Regions from separate parts of the Homo sapiens genome. Here region 2 is linked to region 1. The links are chromatin loops, found by intact Hi-C in ENCODE. Cell type or tissue: PC-3. All regions are shown on one strand. Each heading gives the region's core, and the rest is flanking DNA. Links, peaks and the distances in the headings are about the cores only.

The links. A loop is a pair of places that touch in the nucleus more often than their neighbours do. Peaks named below come from ENCODE experiments on the same cell type or tissue, not always from the same donor. Only the 100,000 strongest peaks of a DNase experiment are listed, where the experiment ranks them.
Region 2: it touches region 1 in a loop (2.3-fold over the local background); 2 of 110 quality-filtered maps call a loop at or near these places.

What each region holds. Positions count from the first base shown.
Region 1 is chr4:90,948,773-90,954,169 of GRCh38, forward strand. The region is part of intron 9 of CCSER1 (coiled-coil serine rich protein 1); the gene reads left to right. Among named protein-coding and RNA genes, the nearest start is that of CCSER1, 820 kb to the left of the region's middle. In PC-3, for the core only: no CTCF peak of the experiment used is centred there; a DNase peak (open chromatin) is centred at 2,459; H3K4me3 peaks cover 1,582 bases; H3K27ac peaks cover 1,603 bases.
Region 2 is chr4:91,042,647-91,048,043 of GRCh38, forward strand. All of the region lies in intron 9 of CCSER1 (coiled-coil serine rich protein 1), which reads left to right. Among named protein-coding and RNA genes, the nearest start is that of CCSER1, 920 kb to the left of the region's middle. In PC-3, for the core only: no CTCF peak of the experiment used is centred there; no DNase peak of the experiment used is centred there.

The DNA of each region.
Region 1 (5,397 bases), core at 326-5,325:
CTCTAGGAATTCATGATTCACATGAATTCACATGATTTTTTGTTTAATTATTTATTCAAGAAATGTTTACTAAAAACTTACAGTGTGTTGGGTCCTTAGGCTATGAACCATATAATACCACGTACTGACCAACCACAGATGAATAGAGTCTAGCAGGATATGTAGGCATAATCACAATACTTTTTAATGTTATTATAATTAGCGTAACAAGAATATGTCTGACGTGGAATGTGATAATTTTATGAGCATAATGTATTTTACCACAATTAGAGATCACCTTTCAACTTATTAAATTTTAGGATTATCTTATAAATTTGTATAGAGAAAGAGATGCTAACATATTTAGTACCTCATGAGTATCAGACACAGACCTACTTGGTGCTTTTTGATATGTTCTGTTTACTCTTCTGCTTCCTTTTATTAATTTTTGTATGAAAAAGACACATTTGATGTCTGTTTATGTGAGCAATCTGCTGCATAGCAACCCAATTTAATCTTTTCGGTTCCATCAAATATTTAAGAATTTCTTTACCCTTAAGAAGAATAAAACCATAATAGAGTAGATGATATAAAAACACATAACAAAATAAATACCTAACTTGCAAGAATATTATAATATCAGACTGGTAAAACATATTAAACTGCTAAAAAAAATCAGAACATAATACGGTAAATAGGAGTGTGTAGGGTGTGTCACAATGATTTTGTTGTCACTACAGTGAGTCAGGGGGCAACACCATCTAAGAATTCATTTGTTAACTAAATTCCCAACTGGAGTTATAGGTTTTGTTTTCATGTGATATATGAGGAAAACGAATCATTACAATGCAAGTAAAATAAGTGCCATGTCCTTCATGCATTCATTCATTTGACAAACTATGTACTGAGCAACTGTTTTGTGCCAGGTATTTCTGTTGTTGTTGGGCATACACAGTAGGCAAAATAACTATTATTCCTAACCTATGGCATTTACATCTCATTTAATAGCCATAATGATTCTAAGTAGCAGACTCTAGAATTATCCCTACTGTACTGATGAACATATAGAGCATTTATATCTCATTTAATACCCATGATGACTCTAAGTAGCAGACTCTAGAATTATCCCTACTGTACGGATGAACATATAGAGGCCTAAAAAGGATAAAAAACTTGCCTGCTGTCACAATAAGTGCTATGTGTCCCTTACGTTAGTCTGACAATAAAGACTAAGCCCTCTGCTATCATACCACACCCCTCCACCAGGTATGGTGATAGGAGTGATTATCTGTATCTGAAAAGTGCAAAAAGGGAGGAATGCTTTTGTTACATTGCCAGGCAAATGAGGATGGAGATGTGCAAGAAGAACCACAGTTAGCTAACCTGGACTACCTGCTAAATCCCAATTAAAACAACATGTTAATAAAAAGAGAAAGTAAAATTAAAAAGTCAATAGACATCCTTGGTAACATTTTCATGGCTATATGTTATAGATATCTGTAAAAAAATTAATGAGTTTGATTTTTATTTGATCATATAGCTTCTACATTTCTGAGCCATTACACTGAGGTCTTTTAATTTTTTTTCCCTGAGACTAAATAAACGTGATGGAAACTGAGATATATTTTTATTACTGAGTACGTCTGCTGTTGAAGACCTGAATAAACAAAGAACAAAACTGAATTATGGTGCTGCAGCCTAATATCATCACCTACTAATCAAATATAGAAACTCTTAAAACAAAACATACACATACACACACACGTGCACGCGTGCACACACACACATACACACACGTTGAATTCCCACAGCTCTAGCTGTCTGATTCAGAAAGAGAGAAAGGAAGTCATCTCTGTTTTTGGTACAGGCTTTTGTGTAACTATAGAGCCAAGAGGCATACAGTGATAACCTTTTTAACAAGCATATATGGCCATTAAAAACAGCAGGGTTTCAGCCTGGTTATCTTGGGTATAGAGATAACCACTTTTGCTGACTCCAGGGTATTCTTGAAAACAATACGATTGTACTGTGGAGTCTGTATTTGTTTATCCTACATGTAATTGGAGCAGAGCTAACATGCTATTCCCGTGCTCTCTTTTGTCCCATACTTTTAGAGACCTATATGTTACATTTCTAAGTTTCATAAATATCTTTAGCATAGCTAATCACAAACTAGTGTGATATCTTTTATCATTGATTTTCACTGAAAAATTGTTTATTGGGCACTAGGTGCCTGGTATATGCACTTTTATAAGCAAAGTTAAAGGGAGTATTAGCCTAGAAATTTTACTTAGCATTGGTAGAGATTAGGAGAATAAATAAAATTTATCTCACTAACAAATACCTCTGTATGATTTCTCAGGAGCGTTAACGTCATGAATCCTGTGGCTCACCACTTCATGTCTGAAGGTTAGTGAGCCAATGACTCATCCCTCAAGGCTCTGGATTTGTTTACTTATTTAGCAAGGTATAGCAGAAAATGACAGCATGCCCTTAACACAAAGCTTTTCCTCTAGTACTCTTGTCCAGGAAGAGGTAATAAAATTTACTTTAAAAAACTACTCAGTAACTGAATAGTTTATCAAGGCATTCCATTGAGAAGAGAAATCTTTGGGGTATAAAAAGGAAGGAAAATGTTGTGAAGGGCATCACTCCCTTTTTCAATAGAGAATGTGTGAAAAAGTAAGGAAACTTTTTTCGGTTACTTTTCTTCCTTTCATAAATGTCTCATGAGGCGGAAAGAATACTGCAAGGGGAGATATTCTTCTTTATACATTTCCATAAATTCTACTATTTGCAGTATATTCTGTAGAAGGTTCACAAGGTTTTGTCAGAAGTCCAACATGATAAAAAATGTACGAAGTACATTTGTAAATATTAATGAAGAGATGTTATCAAAAACTACATTTTGTTAATGCTTTGCATATACTGCAAAGAGAAATAGAATTTGATGTCCAGCTTCCTAAAGACACATTTTAAAGACTTTCAGTGAGCATAGGTAATTGTGATTTATTCTGAATGCTTCTAAATTCTTTAAGTCTGGCTTTCATAATTGCAAGTAGAAAGTTGTATTTTCTAAGGAGAGGATACTGAGGTGATTAGGTAATTGTCACACATGAACACTCATATTTTAGGTTAACAGATATAGTAGGCTAATTCTCTAGGGATTTTCTGAATGTTAATTTTACACGCACACACATACAGACACACCTTGCTTTTCTCCCTTTTACTATCATGAATAGGGATAAAACACTAACTGTCAATTTGGGGTGGAATATTAAGAAAAACTAAAACTTAAATCACATTATGAGAAAAATTCACCAGTAAAGTCACCTTTAATGGAGGCATACATGCATACATCAACAGAGACAATTAAATACTTTTTCTGTTGATATATTAGGAAAATATTTATTAGAAGGGAGCAAAGCAAATATATAAAAAGAAAATATCAAGTCAAACTATATGAGAGGAAAGGTAAAAAAATAATATTTGGGTAACACATGTTAATTCTTTTTGTTACCATCTTTAGAGCAGCAATACTCAATCAGAGGCATTTTTGCCCCCCAGTGAACACTGAGCAATACCTAGAGATAGTTTTGGATGCTACACTTCAGAGATGCCACTAAAAAGTAATGGGAAGAGGCCAGGTATGCTACTTAATATCCCACAGTGCACAAGGCAGCTCACCTCAGCCAAGAATTATCCTGCCCACCAGGTTAATATTGCCAAGGAGAAACCCTGCTCTAGGTGGTCATTGTTAACAATGTTGAAATCTTGATTGATAACATAAAAATATTTTGTAGCACTTTTCAGGTAAATAAAAATGGGACTTGTTTACTATCTCATAGAATTCCTTTTTTGCCTGAGGAAGCATCATAATGTCATAGTCCTAGACACTTGATTTCCTACAACTGGCCTGGGACTGAGTCTCTATTATTCAAGGTGATAGCCTATCATATTTGCCGAGGTTAGCTCTGTATAGTTCTGTTTTCAGTCCCTCACTTTCCTGTGACAAGTTTTGACCAAGATATCTAGGAAAATAAATTTAAATCATAGACTGTTTTTCCAGGTGCTTCTGCCCACTCCCACTAGGCTCCAGAAGATTCTATTTCCTGTATTCTAGAAACACCCTTGAGACTCACACAGAAATCTAATAATGATCCTGTGTTATAAATTTTTCCAAGTTCTAAATTTAAAGACCATAGAAAAATTATCTAAATAGTTTCTGCTTTAATATTGTCCGTCTTTACCTTTAATATTTTGCTTTAATATTGTCCTTATCTTTACCTTTAGTATTTTGGGGCATATTTATATTATTTTCTGTATAAAGGATTTTCAGATGCAACTTCAGTGAAATATGAGTTTTGACATCCATGTGTTATGTTCATATGCAATTTTGTCATCTAGTTAACTTTTATTGTTATAGTTACTAAACAAAACAAAAAGTGATTGGCATATTAGTGGCAAAGTTCTGATATAAATTAGAAAATTATAACAGAACTGAAGGTGATCATCTTAGAACATCAAGGAAAAAATTTTTTCAACTTTAATTTTAGGAAAGCAATTCTCATTTAAAGTAGTATTTCATTGATTTTTTTTTATTTTAACAAACATAAATTTAGCAAAATAAAAATGTTCTATTTTACAATGAAACTTTTCTTACTAGCAATGTTAATTCAGTAAATATTTATTGAACATTTACTATTGTCAAGGCAATTAGATAAATTATTTATCCTAGAAATATTTTAGATATACAATTATTTTTAAATAATTGAAAGCTAAATAAATATGAAGAGGATCAAACTTTATTTCACCTGCATTCATTACAATATATAAATACACCTATACATTCCTATATCTATGTATGTTAATATAGTTAAATATAAATATTCTTTACTTATTTATCCTTTGGATATATGTGTATATTTACATCCATGTGTATATACTTTTTACAAGTAAATGTGCAGATGTGTATAGAGAATTTTGTATTGACTCACATTTTTTGATAATTGACTGAATAATTTCATCCATAGTATAGGTTTTGGTGAGTGATTTGTATCTGTAAACACTCAAATAACAAGCAACAAACTATTTTTTAAAATCCCTTATCATATTATAAATCCACATAGCTTTTCCAATAGTCTTTTTAGCAATAAGAGAAAAATTACAAAGCTCAATAGAGTTGTCATAACAAAAGAGGTTCATAAATTTTTCTTTAATTACACTCCGTGTTGCCTCTCATAAAAGTAGCATACAGCTTCTACTATCGGATTGAATGCTTACCAATTTGGAAAATGTTTGTTGATTTTTACATAAATACTTTCATTTAAGAAACTAATGATTTTTATAACATTTCTCTTTAAAGAAATAATTTATAGGCTGCATTGGAAAGCAAATACATTCTACAGTATTTTATTT
Region 2 (5,397 bases), core at 236-5,235, 94 kb after region 1:
TTCCCATTTTCTAACTAGTTGTTCTGCAAGAAACAGGATTCTCAGGAATTTTTTGTTGATAATACAACTTTTTAAAATTTTTATCACCAATAGAAGAATGAATTTCCAGCAGTCAGGAATCTAACACATTACAGGGGGGAAAAAGTACGTGAAAAGTGGTAGGGGGAAATTAACAAATGATCTTGAAAAATCTATGGCGGCTAGCAAAGTATTCTTGAAAACAAAGATCTCTGCATTCCGGTATTTTAGGGATCCTCAAAAACAAAATGAAAACCAAACCATCTGGTTTTGCCCAATCATCAGAAAGCAAAATAATCTTGCCTACATTCAGCCACCCCCATAATATTATACAGAGCTCTCAAGTAGCTTTCTGTGGCATAATCATTAAATGTGTTTTGGAGTATCATCCACTATTTGAGATCAGAAAGCAACATGAAAACAAAAGCCCAAAGAAATAACTTTAAAAACACCAAAACGAACAAAGAGAAAAAAACAAAGAAAATAAAAATAATAACTTAAAAACAACTTTTAGTTAGTATTTATCTAATTACAGTCCTGATGATAAGGCATTCACTAAAAAAAGAAATGTTATTATGAAAATAATCATAGAAAAATAAAAAATATCTTAAAAATCAATAATAAAACTCCCCAAATTATTCTTTAGAAGGTTGAAAGTGAAAAACTCTCCTCCTAGAAAGAACAAAAGAGAAAGAAGCAATTAGAGATAATACAAATTAAGCAGAATATAATCCAGCAGGGTCCATTTCTTATCCCTAGAATTGACAGTGTTCAGATTGATAGGCCCAACCAAATGCACAGTCCACATACAAATATATAATTTTAAATTTGCAGAAAGTAAAACATATAGAGCGTCCATAAGAGGGAAAAATTATTCACCTGAAAAAAACAAGGATAACGCTAACTAGCATCAGCCTTCTTTTTTTTTTTTTTTTTTTTTTTTGAGGCGGAGTCTTGCTGTGTCTCTGGAGGCTGGAGTGCAGTGGTGTGATCTCAGCTCACTGCAACCTCCACTTCCCGGGTTCATGCGATTCTCCTGCCTCAGCCTCCCGAGTAACTGGGATCACAGGCATGTGCCACCATGCCCAGCTAATTTTATTTTTAGTAGAGACGGGGTTTTGCCCTGTTGGCCAGGTTAGTCTCAAACCCCTGACCTCAGGTGATCTGCCCTCCTCAGCTTCCCAAAGTGCTGGGATGACAGTCGTGAGCAACCACGCCTGGCTCAGACTTCTTATGGAAAAGCTGGATTCAAGAAGACAGTGGACAAGATGGTTAAAGTTCTGGGGAAATATTATAACTAATCTAGAATTCTATACCCATGTAAACTATCAATGTGTGAGTCAAATAAAGACTTTATACATACAAAGACCCAGGTGTTTACCTCCAACACATGTTTACTAAAGAAACCACTAGTGAAATGAAGGATAAAACAAGGAAAAAGTGTGTGGGGTCTGGGCAAAAATGAAACTATTTGGTTATGCAATTCTATCTAAGGTAAAATCCCAGCACTTGCCTTAAAAACCATCTAATTCATAATGGAGGCAGAGACTTCTGGAAAGGAGGACTCCGGGAAAGAAACATGAATGATAGAATTGCTACAATTCAAAGATATACAGAGAAAATAGGTGAAAGCATTTGAAATCTACTTTAGAAATATTATTCTTTGAATAGCATAGTAGTCATGACAGTGCCTACAGAGGAGGAAATATAATCCTACAGATTTTTGGCTTTGCAGCGCACAAAATGTTCATAATTACACTTATCCAACTTTTATAATTCATGTATAGACAAATCAATAAAGACTTAACTATGATTTATCTTGACCTACATGATCCTGCAGTTTCTAGCCTTCCCTTCATCCAGCCTCATTTTGTGCAGACTGCTCCACTATCCCAATACATTTTAATTCAGGTTGGTCTGTCAATTTCTCATACACATCCATTTCATCCACATCAGTTTCTCATATCCTCCATCTCAGGGCCTTTTACACAAGTTTTTCTATTTGCCTGGAATTACTTTACCTCATCTCCCAACCTACTCCCAATCCCTGTCAGATTTTTCAGATAAACCTGCCCTACTTTACCTCACCAGGTTAGATCCACCTGTACATCTCATCAAAGCACCTGAGACATAATAAGTAATCAAGAAGTCTTTGTTCATCATATGAATAAGTGCTATTTTTCTTGCATATAATTCTCCCTGTCCGAAATGCTTGATATTTCTTTATTAAAGAGTTCAACATTTAATTTATAAACTTGCCTATGTGTCTTGTCTGTTTTGTAATCTTTAGTATCTTGCTCAGAAAAGAACTTATTGGCTCTACCTCTTGATCTGTAGCATGTATTATATTACTCTTTATTGGACATGCCTAGGTTGTAGGCAGGGGAGACAGAGGGTTGTATCTTATACATATAAACCTAGAACAGTGCCCTATAGCTAGAAAATAACCAGCTCTAGTTTTTGGTAAAATACCTATGTGGGTATTCACACTCATCTTGAAATTATTTTACCACTTGTAAATGCAGCAGTCACTGAGCCAGATCCTTTTTAACTTCTAAGTCTGTCAAGTAAAATTCTTGAATAAATTTTAAAAATTTAGTTGTTAAAATAGATTTATTAATATGTGAAAATGTTCTCTTGATTTAATGTTATATACTTTATGAAATAAATAAAAATTCCTTTGTGTTTTATGTAATCTCAAGTGTCTTAGAAAAGATTTGGCATATTTTTGTAGATTTTATGCATTTTCACAATTAGGTTTCTGTTTTTACAATAGAGATATTGCCTGCATACACAATTCTTCATTATCCCTTAACAATAACTAGTGTTTATTCATATAAAATATCAAATTAAAACTTCATTATTCTGCAGACATGGAGCACCTGGAAAAAAATCTGCATGACATAAAAATAAAAACAGATAAAACATTATTATTATGGAAATATTTGGTGTATCTCTATTCCATAATCCTCCATAGTATCTACAATTATAATGAGATTCTTTGATAGATATAATTCTTTTTAAAACTCCTATAAAGTAGCTTTTAATATATTGGGTCTTTTCAATTTGTTTTCATTATATAGTTAGACAAGATAAAAATAATGCAAAATCTTGGGGTATAATTTTCACATGCATCCGTGTGAAGAGACCACCAAACAGGCTTTGTGTGAGCAATAAAGCTTTTTAATCACCTGGGTGCAGGTGGGCTGAGTCAGAAAAGAGAGTCAGCAAAGGGAGATAGGGGTGGGGCTGTTTTACAGGATTTGGGTAGATAATGGAAAATTACAGTCAAAGGGGGTTCTCTGGCCGGCAGGGGCAGGGGTCACAAGGTGCTCAATGGGGGAGCTTCTGAGCCAGGAGAAGGAATTTCACAAGGTAATGTCATCAGTTAAGGCAGGAACCGGCCATTTTCACTTATTTTGTGATTCTTCACTTGCTTCAGGCCATCTGGATGTATATGTGCAGGCTTGGGCTCAGAGGCCTGACAATAATAAAAACTGACACTTGCAAATGGATGAGAAGTCTAGCTAAAATTTTTTCAATAACTGTTTGATTATGTTTAATTACAATTCAAACCTAATGTTGTCATCCTTTAATATTCAGCTACTATAGTCTATAATTAAGATGGAGGTCTTCTAAGTGTAACAATTAATTTTTCTATGTATGTATAGTTTTTCATTTTTAGAAAATTCTTACACTTTTCTATGGCTTCATAATACTAAGAGCTTTCTTTTATTTTTAGTAATTATCAGAAGTTAAATTGAAAAATTTTAAGTTTTAATCATTCAAATTGAACTACTTTCTGTTTTGGAGTTTCTTGAAACACCATTTACTTTCTTTTTTATTGTTTCTTTACTTAGATGATAAGATTCAAATCTAAGTATTGTGTTCCTGAACTCACACAAGAAAGGTTTCTTTCTCATTCACACTATGGATGAACCAGATCTCTTTCATATTGTAGTTATGACAATGGATATATAGCTTCCAAAGTTGTGTGATACAAGAGGGAGAGGATAATATGTTTTTTGTTGTTGTTGTTGTTGTTGTTGTTTTGTTTTGGGAGCTTTTTTTTTAGATGGAGTCTTGCTCTGTCTCCAGGCTGGAGTGCAGTGGCACGATCTCGGCTCACTACAACCCGCACCTCCCAGGTTCAAGCAATTCCCCTGCCTCAGCCTCCCGAGTAGCTGGGACTACAGATGTAAACAAACATGCCCAGCTAATTTTTTGTATTTTAGTAGAGACAGGCTTTCAGCATGTTGGCCAAGATGGTCTCGATCTCCTGATCATGTGATCTACCCTCCTCAGCCTCCCAAAGTGCTGGGATTACAGGGTGATATGTTTTTAACTGTCAAGGCTAAGAGTTGTTTATATCATTTACATCCTAATTTCCACTGACTAAAACTCAGTTACATTCCCCCCAACCCCCTCGCAACAAAGTGCAAGGAATGCTGGGAAATGGGGAAAAGCAGAGGCTTTAACAATCTTGGGGACCATTAAGAAGTGAGAGTTGCAGTGAGCTGACTTACTTTTCAGTTTTATAATTCTCACAGTTTGATATCCAAAGCATATATATATACACACACACACACATATATATATTTCTCAAAAGCATATGTATAACACATACATATATATTCACCTCAGAATGATTTCCACTTAGCTTCTAGCTCACCATTTTCAATACCTATTTATTTAGATATGTATGTAAAAATAAATAATGTGAAACCCTGAAAAATAATGCTTCCATCTCTCCATCTCTCTACCACAATAAAGAAGCCATATATCTTGACTCAGCTTGATCACCACAACAAAGTTAATGCAAAATTTATGACAAATTACCTATTTTCCCTCCCACTCACTCCTGACTTTCTACCAATTGGATTCCATTTCTGATTACTTGCAATTCTTGGCTCTGGTTTTTGTATGTGATTCTACTGCTGCTCCTTTATAATTAGTATTGTCATTTAGATTTCAGATTACCTCTATGAACTTGAATTTGATTCATTACTGACATTATGGGTGAGATTTCAGTTTTTGATGGAAAGTCACTAGTTCTTATTCTCAGAGGCCATTTTCAGACGTAGCAGGTGTCCAGTGAAAGAGGTATTTAGGCATATTTTGAGGAAGCAACCAAATTCTTTTTAAGCCATATATAAATATTCGCCAGAAAATAAGTTCAAATCCTCAAGAATCTTAAAGTTTCTTAAAGTAATGTATGATTTTTTCTTTTCAATTAATCTAAATCATACTTTTAGCAATAAACATGTATGTGTTAATTTTTATTAATAAATGGTAAGCTCTTATTCTGGTTCTTTGAGTATAAATTTATTGTCGTATAAACTCCTATCTCAAAAAAAGTCCTTACAAGTAAAAATTCTA